Linked DNA regions of Homo sapiens: region 1 is linked to region 2. The links are chromatin loops, found by intact Hi-C in ENCODE. Cell type or tissue: OCI-LY7. All regions are shown on one strand. Each heading gives the region's core, and the rest is flanking DNA. Links, peaks and the distances in the headings are about the cores only.

Evidence for each region. Peaks named below come from ENCODE experiments on the same cell type or tissue, not always from the same donor. Only the 100,000 strongest peaks of a DNase experiment are listed, where the experiment ranks them.
Region 1: a loop joins it to region 2, with 4 times the contacts of the local background. A loop is called at or near these places in 2 of 110 quality-filtered maps.

The regions. Positions count from the first base shown.
Region 1 is chr2:47,813,556-47,818,638 of GRCh38, forward strand. It overlaps FBXO11 (F-box protein 11), which reads right to left. Exons shown (of 23, transcript NM_001190274.2): 17 at 236-312. Among named protein-coding and RNA genes, the nearest start is that of MSH6, 33 kb to the left of the region's middle. RefSeq lists enhancers at 2,276-2,345, 2,506-2,555. In OCI-LY7, for the core only: no CTCF peak of the experiment used is centred there; a DNase peak (open chromatin) is centred at 2,396.
Region 2 is chr2:48,099,670-48,105,209 of GRCh38, forward strand. No RefSeq gene overlaps it. Among named protein-coding and RNA genes, the nearest start is that of FBXO11, 200 kb to the left of the region's middle. In OCI-LY7, for the core only: no CTCF peak of the experiment used is centred there; no DNase peak of the experiment used is centred there.

The sequences.
Region 1 (5,083 bases), core at 1-5,000, 290 kb before region 2:
CAAGTAGCTGGGAATACAGGCGTGTGCCACCATGTCCAACTAATTTTTGTAATATTTAGTAGAGACAGGGTTTCACCATGTTGGCCAGGCTGGTCTTAAACTCCTGACCTCGGGTGATCCACCCATCTCGGCCTCCCAAAGTGCTGGGATTACAGGCGTGAGCCACCGTGCCCGGCCTAGAAGGTGTATTTCTAAAGTTTATTAACACAGAAAAAAGATGACAGATTAAACATACCAGAATTATAAACTAGAATTCCACCATTCTGTCCTCCCCAGATTTTGTTGCGTCTAATTTTGGGGTTGCTTCCAGTCCTGTAAACAGAATAGACAATAATACCATTTCAATAGCTTCTACTCCCATATCTTCATGTTACGTGAGGTAAACAGTGGAGAAATCCACATAAGTCACTTAGTAAGAATTAACTATACAATGGAGTCCAAGATGCCCTGAGAAGAAAGTGGTTTAATTTTGCTTAATCCTGTATTTCCCACAGAACATACTTTACTACAGATTATTATTGTAGAGTTTCCTAACATGTAAACTAAATGGGGTTATATTAAGTGACATATATTCCCCTCATATGTAAAATGAAGGACTGAATTACAGGCATGCCTTGGAGATAACTGCAGGTTCCGTTCCAGACCACCATAATAAAGCGAGTATTGCAATAAAGAGAGTCGCATCAATTTTTTGGTTTACATTATACTGTAGTCTATTAAGTATGCAATAGCATTTCATAAAAAAAAGCACATACCCTAACTTAAAAATACTTTATCGCTAAAAAAATGCTCATAACAATCTAAGCCTTCAGGGAGTCTTTTTTTTTTTTTTTTTTTAAAGACATGGGGTCTTGCTCTGTCACCCAGGCTGGAGTTGCAGTGGCATGATCATAGCTCACTGCAGCCTCGAACTCTTGGGCTCAAGCAATCCTCCTGCCTAAGCCTCCCGAGTAGCTGGGACTACAGGTGCACACCACCATGCCCAGTTAATTTTTGTATTTTTTGTAGAGATGGAGTTTTGCCATGTTGCCCAGGCTGTTCTCAAACTCCTGGGCTCAAGTGATCCACCTGTCTCAGTCTCCCAAAGTGCTGGGATTACAGGCATGATCTACTGCACCTGACCAACTGGCAATCTCTTAAAATAAGACAATTAAGTTTGCCACATAGACTGACTCTTCCTTTCACGGAAGATTTCTCTGTAGCATGCAATGTTGTTATAGCATTTTGCTCACAGTAGAATTTCTTTCAAAATTGTTGTCAATCCTTGCCAACCCTGCTACTACTTTATTAACAGGCTTATGTAATATTCTAAATCCTTTGTCTTCATTTCAACTATGTTCACAGCATCTTCAACAGGAACAGACCCCACCTCAAGAAAAACCACTCTTTGCTCATCCGTAAGAAGCAACTCCTCATCTGTCCAAGTTTTATCATGAGGTTGCAGCAATTCAGTCACATCTTCATGTTCCATTTTCTAATTCTACTTCTCTTGCAATTTCTACCACGTCTGGAATTAGTTCCTCCACCAAAGTCTTATACCCCTAAAGTCATCCATGAGGGTTGGAAGCAACTTCTTCCAAACTCCTGTTAATTTTTTTTTGTCCTGGCCATAAAAACGTTTATTTTTGTATTTAGGTTTGATGAATGAACATCCACGCAGAAATGTGATTGGACACAAAGGATCTGGCCTAACGGTGATGGACAGAGTCGGGAAACCCAGCAAAGCCGCTCTGTACAATTCCCCTTCCCCTGGGTATCCCCCTCGGGAATGAGGATCTTCCAGGGAGAAGGGAGAGAGTGACCTAGCTAGGTTTTATGGCTGGGTTTGAGAGAAAGGAATTCTAGTTTCTAAGACCTGCTTTGAGGAAAAGGAATTCTGGTTTCTGGGACTCAATTTGGGGGAGAAAAGGAGGCAGGAACCAGGAGGGAAGGACAAAGACCTGGCTTCTGAGGCCTTCCAGTCTCCTCTGGGTCAGAGTAGTCCGCATGCCAAGGTGCCATACTTCGGGGTTTAATGAGCCCTGACAGCAGGTCCTTGCAGATTTCACAGGTAACTTGTGATCCAAGTAACTGGCTTTCAGACCCCCAATTTCAGAGGACTTTAGCAAAGCCTGGTTGAAATTGGCCAAGTGTTAGAAGAACCTCTTCAAAGCTGAAATTCATAGAGTTCTTCAGCTGAGGGCGTAAGAATCCCAGATGTAAGGTTAGCGAGAGTTAGAAGTTCTGGAGTCTTCCCCGCATGCCCCAGCTCTTGAGCATCAACGGGCCAGAAGCTCACAATATCTGATCCTCCTGTGGCTCAGCAGGGATGTGTTTTAGAGCAGCATGTTCAGAATGAAACTGGCGCACTTAGTCAAGCCTCGAGGGCCTTTTGAAGCCATGCATGGCCCACGCTGGCCTCATGGGAACACAGGTGCTCCAGCACCCGATGTGTTCACGACTAGGTAGGGGGAACCTTCAGCCCTGAAAACATCCCCCTGCTGTCTAGATCAGCCTGCCCCATGGCCAAGGGCGGTGAGAACCCTGGCGACCCCTTGGGTTGCACCTCTGCCAGTACTACAATTTTGCACTTTGTGGGCAGAAAAGCTCAACATTTGGCTCAGGGCATAACTGCAATTTTTTTTTGTTTTGTTCTGTTTTTTGAGACAGGGTCTCACTCAGTCATCCAGGCTGGAGCACAGTGGTATAATCATAGCTCAGTGCCGCCTCGACTTCCTGGGCTCAAGCGATCCTCCCACCTCAGCCTTCCGGGTAGCTGGGACCACAGGCGCATGCCACCATGCCTAGCTAATTTTTTCTATTTTTTACAGAGACAGGGTTTTGCTATGTTGCCCAGGCTGATCTTGAACTCCTGGCCTCAGGAGATCCTTCCACCTCAGCCTCCCAAAATGCTTGGATTACAGCACTTTTTCAGATCTCCTCCCAGGAATCATGAATGTTCTTAATGAAATCTGGAATGGTGAATCCTTTCCAGAGGTTTTCAATTTACTTTGCCCAGATCCATCAGAGGAATCACTATCTATGGCAACTACTGCTTTCTAAAAAGTATTTCTTACATACAAAGACTTAAAAATTGAAATCACTCCTTGATCCAGACTGTGGGATGGATGCTGTATTAGCAGGCGTGAAAACAACAATCTCCTTGTGCATCTGCATCAGAATTCTTGGGTTACTGGGTGCATTGTCAATGAGCAGTAATATTTTGAAATATTTTTTCTGAGCACTAGGTCTCAGTGGACTTAACATATTCAGTAAACTGTACTGTAAATTCATGTGCTATCATCCATGATTTGTTGTTCCCTTTATAGCGCACAGGCAGAGTAGATTTAGCATAATTCTTAAGGGCCCTAGGGTTTTCATAATGGTAAATGAGCACTGCCTGCAACTTAAAGTCATCAGCTTAACTAACCCTTAACAAGAGATCAGCTTGCCCTTTGAAGTCAGGCATTGACTTCTCCCCTCTAGCTATGAATGTTCTGGATGCATCTTCTTCCAATATAAAACTATTGAGTCTACACTGAAATCTGTTTAGTGTAGCCACCTTCAACAATGATCTTAGCTATATCTTCTGGGATAACTTTCTGTAGCTTCTATCTCAGCATTTGCTGCTCCACCTTGCACTTAGCTTTTTTTCTTAAACCTCATGAATCAACCTCTGCTAGCTTCAAACTTTTCTTCTGCAGCTTCTTCACCTCTTTCAGCCTTCATAGAACTGAAGAGAGTTGGGTCCTTGCTCTGGATTAGGAATTGGCTTAAGGGAATGTTGCGGCTGGTTTGTTCTTCTATCCACATCACTAAAACATTCTCCATATTAGCATAAGTCCATTTTTTTGTTATTATTTTATTTTGCTTTGAACCCTGAGAAACTAAGCAATAAGGTTGTTTTGCTTTGCTTTATCATTCATGTGTTTACTGGAATAGCATTTTTAATTTCTTTCTAGGACTTTTCCTTTGCATTCACAACTTAGCTAACTGGACAAGAGGCCTAGCTTTTGGGCTATTCAGCCTTTAGACATACTTTCCTCACTAACCTTCATCATTTCTAGCTTTTGATTTAAAGTGAGAGATACGCAACTCCTCCTTTCACTTCAATACTTATAGAGGCCATTTGAGGATTACTAATTGGCCTAATTTCGATACTGTTGTGTCTCAGGCAATAGGGAAGCCTGAGGAGAGGGACAGAGATGGGAATGGCTGCTTGGTGGAACAGTCAGAACACACACAACGTTTACAGATGAAGTTTGTTATCTTGGGCGCAGTTAATGGTGTCCCAAAACAATTACAATAGTAACATCAAAGATCACTGATCAGGGTGGGTGTGGTGGCTCACGCCTGTGATCCCAGCACTTTGGGAGGCTGAGGCGGGTGGATCACCTGAAGTCAGGAGTTTGAGACCAGCCTGACCAATATGGAGAAACCCCATCTCTACTAAAAATACAAAGTCAGCCAGGCATGGTGGCACAAGCCTGTAATCCCAGCTACTTGGGAGGCTGAGGTTGCGGTGAGCCGAGATCGTGCCATTGCACTCCAGCCTGGGCAACAAGAGTGAAACTCCGTCTCAAACAAACAAAAAGGATCACTGATCAGAGATCACCATAACAGACATAATGATAATGAAAAAATGAGACACAGAGACAGGAAGTGAGCACATGCTGCTGGAAAAAAATGGCAGAGAGATCTGCTCAACACAGTATTGCCACAAAACTTCAATTTGTGAAAAAACACAGTATCTGTGAAGCACAATGAACTGTAAAGTGTAATAAACAGAGGTAAGCCAGTATATGATCATTAGTACTGCTAGAATTCCAAAAACTTAAAATATTAGAGGGGTATCAAAAACTATTAATTTTACAGAAATAGCATAAAACAGAAGCTTCATTTTATTGAGTGCCAATGATATGCCAGGCATAATGCACAAGTATTTTAACACAGACTTCCACTCTCCAAGTATGAAGGATCATATTGGCAGCTGATGTGACTCTCATAGTGGAAAGCAGAACGGTGGAAGTGAGCTCTTATGGCACATGTGCCAGTGGCTTCTGTCCTCACCTAGACCAAGGAAAGCTACATTCTGACAATTTAA
Region 2 (5,540 bases), core at 303-5,302:
ATAAAACACTCAACAGATGGGTTCAATCACAGAATGGCAGGAACAGAAGAGAAGATCAGTGAACTTGAAGTAGAACAATATAAATTACCTAATCTGGATAGCAGAGAAAAAAATAGAAAAAAATGAATAGCACCTCAGAGACCTATAGGACAAAAGACACTAATGATATTTATGTCATTAGTGTTCCAGAAGGAGAGGAGAAAGAGGACAAAGCTGGAAAAGGACATGAAGAAGTAATGGCTGAAAACTCTCCAAATTTGGCAAGAGGCTTAGGCTATAGATTCAGGAAGCCGAGCAAATCCTAAACAGGATAAAGTCAAAGAAATTCACAAGGAGTCACACTTTGGGGAGCTAGAGAAAGAAAAATCTTGAAAGCTATAAAAGAGAATTGACACTTTACCAAAAGGGGAAAAACAATTCCAATGACAGAGATTATGGATGCCAGAAGAAAGTGGTGCAATATTTTTCAAGTGCTGAAAGAAAGAACTGTCAACTGAGAATCCTATACCCAGTGAAAATATCATTCAGAAATAAATGGGAAACCAAAAAATATTCTCAGATGAAGGAAAACTAAAAGAAATTGGTTGGTATTGTGGCTTTGCCTGTAATCCCAGTGCTCTAGGAGGCCCAGGTTAAAAGATTGCTTGAGGCCAGGAGTTCAAGACCAGCCTGGGCAACATAGTGAGACTGTCTCTACAAAAAGAAAAATAAAAAAAGTAGCTGGGCATGGTGGCATGCACCTGTAGCCCTAGCTACTTGAGAGTCTGAGGCAGGAAGACCACTTGAGCCCAGGAGTCTGAGGCTGCAGTGAGCTGTGATCACACCATTGTACTCCACTTGAATGACAGAACGAGACCCTGTTTCTCTTTATTGTTTTAGAAAAAAATACGTACAATTTATTCATTAAGTGAGGACAAAACTTCTGTAACTCTGGCAAGTCAAGTTACATCATCAAAGTTGTTTATTTAAAAGTAGAAGTATGCATGGGCAATAGTTTTCATAAGAGTCAGAAAAATTAGGCAGGTTTTACAATATAGAGTACCCTTTCTGAGACCCTGTTTCTATTAAAAAAAATTGTCGCAGTAGACCCTCAAAGACCAGTTCAAGGATATTCTCTAAGGAAATATTCTCTAAGGAAATAATAAAAGCAGGAATCTTGGACCATCGAGATGGAAGAAAAAAATATAGTAAGCAAAAATATGGGTAAATAAAATTGACTTTCCCTCTTCCTTTGAGTCTTCTAAATTATGTTCAAGGGTCAAAGCAAAAATTATAACATTCTCTCCTGTGTTCTTCAATGTATGTAGAGGGAGTATTTAAAACAGTTATATTACAAATGGCAAAGAGTAAAGAGCTTCAAAGGAATGTTTCTATACTCCACTCAGGGGAAATAAAAAACCTCATGGAACCAAATGAAAATAAAAATACAACAAATGAAAGAAGCTAAAACAGTACTTCAAGGGAAATTCATGGCACAAAGCATATATTAGAAAGAAGGAAAATCTCGAATCAATAATCTAAGCTTCCATGTCAAGTATGTAGAAAAGCAAAGGAAAATAAAGTCAAAGCAAGAGGAAAGAAGCTAATAATAAAAAGTAGAAAGCAATGAAATTGAAACAAAAAAGTAGACAAAATCAATGCAGCAAAGAGGTTATTCTTTGAAATGATCAATAAAAGAGATAAACCTCTAACAAGACTGGCAAAGAAAAAAAGAAAGACACAAATTCCACTATCAAGAATGAAACGGGATATTTCTACAGACCCCACAGACTTCAAAGGATAAACACTCATAAAATTTAACAACTTAGATGAAATGAGCCAATTCCTTGAGAAAAACCAACTATTACAACTAACCCAATATGAAGGAGATATTTTGAATTGCCCTATAAGTATTAAGTAAATGTAAATTATAATTTTTAAAATCCCAGAAAAAGAAATCTCCAGGTGTAGATGGTTCCACTGGAGAATTTCACCTAATGTTTAAGGAAAAAGGAACAAATTATTGGTACATGACAATCTGAATGAAAATCTTGAGAACTATGCTGAGTAAAAATGCCAATCCCTAAAGGTTACATACTATATGCTTCCATTTTTAAATGACAAAATTATAGAATGAATGAATTAGTGGTTGCCAGGGATTTAGGAAGAGGTGAGGTTGGGAGTAAAATGGGTGAGGAATCCTCGTGGTAATAAAAGTGTTCTTCATCTTGAGTGTATCAGTGTTAATAACAATATTGTTATTGGTTGTGATATCATAAGCTACTTTTGCAAGATGTTACCATCAGAGTAAACTGGGTAAAGGATACGTGGAATCTCTTTGTATTACGTCTTAAGGCTATATATGATTCTACAATGATCTGAAATAAAAAGTTTAATGAAAAGAAACAACAGTTAGATAAGAAAATTACCCCCAAAAAGCTGTATACAAGTGCATTAACAGTATCAAGTACCTAAGAATAACTCTAATAATAAAACAGGTGTAAAAGCCCTTTGAGATTATTTTTAAAACCTCATTAATAGTCATTAAGGAAGACTTAAATAAATGCAGAGATACCGTCCATCTTGATGGATTGTAAGACTCACGGATTGGATATCAATTATCTGGAAATGCATCTATAGTCCATAGATTGAATGGAACCACAATAAAAATTCTAACAATTTTTTGAAACTTCATGAGCTGATTCTAACATTTATACAAAAATACAAAAGATCAAAAATAGCCAATATACTCTTGAAAAAGAACCAGCTGGGAGGAAATGCTCTTCCAGATACCACAATGTATTACGAAGTTATAATAAATAAGTAATGTGGTATTTATGTAGGGATAGACACATAACCATTGGAAGAAATAGAGAGTGCAGTCGCCAATCCAGACACATATCATCATGGAATTTATTTAAAAGGGAGCTCTGCAGAGCATTGGTAAGAGAACAGCCTTTTCAACACTGGTTGTTAGGTATCTGTATTAGTTCATTTTCACATTGCTGATAAAGACATACCTGAAACTGGGAACAAAAAGAGGTTTAATTGGACTTACAGTTCCACATGGCTGGAGAGGCCTCAGAATTATGGCGGGGGCAAATGTCACTTCCTACATGGTGGTGGCAGGAGAAAAATGAGGAAGAAAAAAAGTGGAAACCCCTGATAAACCCATCAGGTCTCGTAAGACTTACTATCACGAGAACAGCACAGGAAAGACCAACCCATGATTCAGTTACCTTCCCCAGGGTCCCTCCCACGACATGTGGGAATTCTGGTAGATACAATTGAAGTTGATATTTGGATGGGGACACAGCCAAACCATATCAGTATCCATGTGAAAAAGTTTTAAATTGAATCCTTACCTCACATCATACACAAAAGCTAATCTCAGAACAACTGAGACTGGTTGATATATGAAAGGAAAGCCAACAGAATTTGTGGGAGATAATACAGAGTAATATAATAGGGAAGAATATCTTCATGACTTTGAACATATCTTAAATAAGGTATATTAAATAAGAAACAAAAGCACCAATCATATAAGAAAAGATTAAAACATCAGACTACATTAAAATTAGGGACTTCTGTTTATCAAAATATACTAGAAAGAAATGGAAACAATAGAGTGAGAGAAGATATTCCCAACATATTCAACTGACAAAAGACTTGGATCCAGAGGCCGGGCTCAGTGGCTCACACCTGTAATCCCAACACTTTGGGAGGCCAAGGCAGGCAGATCACGAGGTCAGGAGTTCAAGACCAGCCTGGCCAACATGGGAAACCCTGTCTCTACTAAAAATACAAAAATCAACCAGGCGCGGTGGCAAGTGCCTGTAATTCCAGCTATCTGGGAGGCTGAGGCAGGAGAATTGCTTGAACCCAAGAGGCAGAGGTTGCAGTGAGCTGAGATCGCGCCACTGCACTCCAGCCTGGGTGACAGAGCAAGACTCCGTCTCAAAAAAAAAAAAAAAAAGACTTGGATCCAGAAAGGTGAAAGGACTTTGACATGTCTCACAAGTGGAAGTACAAATTGTTAATAAATATATTAAAAGGCATTCATTGCATAAATAAACAAGGAGATACAAATTCAAACCACAATGAAAACCCATGTAAAAGCATCAATTTGACAAAAATTAAGAAATCTGACAATACAAAGTATTTTCAAAGATGTGAAATAACAAGAAATTTCACACACAGCAAAAGTATGGGAGCGTAAATTGACACAACTTTAAAAACAATTTGATAGGATCTAGCAAAGCTGAAGATATGTATATACCATGAACCAGTAATTTCACTTCTAAATTTATACCCTACAGAAATGTATATACATATGTATCAGGAAATGTGTACAGAAATGGCCATGTGAATAATGGCCATTATTCATAATCAGCCCAAACTGAAATCAGCCCAAAATATCCAACAACAATAAAATGAATAAGTGAATTGTGGTATATTTACACACTTAAATACTATATAAGAATAAAAATGAATGAACTACAGCTACACAGAACAACATGGATCGATCATAAAACAATGTTGAGTGAAAGAAGTAAGACACAAAGGAATACACATGGTATTTATATAAAGTTCAAAACAAGCAAAACTAAATTATATTTTTAAGGGATGTTCATTTGGCAGAACTGTAAAGAAATGGAAGTAATTACTATAAAAGTCAGGATAATAATTATCTCTAGAGGGAAGGAAGGAGGGAGTTATGATGGGGAAGAGACACATGAAGTAAGGACTTCTGGGATCCCAGCGATGTTTTTGCTCTTGATCTGCATAGTGATTACATAGTTGTTCACTATATTCCATCTGTGTGCTTTATGTACTTTTCTTTATTTTATGATTTTAAAAGTTAATTAAAATATATATGCACATGGTTTTAAAAACCAGGCAAATGTGCATTGCAGGACTCTGGCTGGATTAATTTTTTTTTTTCAGGGCCAGGCATGTGACCAAATCAGAGCCAATGAAACACCAGTCTTTTTCCAAGACTTCTAGAAAAGAAACTTTTGCCCTTTTTCACTATTTTTTCCCACTCCAGAATGGTCTGGAGCTTCTATAGGGACAATTCTTCCTTTACTGGCTAGTCTAGTCCAGTCTAGGGTGGTCCAAGCCAATGAACTGAATAAGAAAATAAACAGTTGAACATCCAGCCACCTTGTTTCCAACTCCTGGTCAGCTCAGTGGGTGGTATAAGACAAGGAAAAAGTATGGTCCTTTATGTTGAATGATCTGACAACATAATTTTGGAGACAGGACTAAAACATACGAAACGGGGCTGTGGTGGCTGTACAGAGCTGAAATACAGCTACACATCTGTTCAAGGAAACACCCTTACATTGGTAAGGTAGTGTGGGAAAAAAGAAAAAGAAAAAAAGGAAGCACCTTTAGGAGCTAATGAAATTTTGCCAGTCCTAACTTTCTCAAATTCCTTTCTAGCCAGTCTACCAGAAAGTGGGTGTGCTTGTCACATCAAGATACAGAGGCTTTCACATGTGCAAATCCAAATTTACTTGAAAGAGACACAAAAAAGAAAATAGTAGAAATCAGTC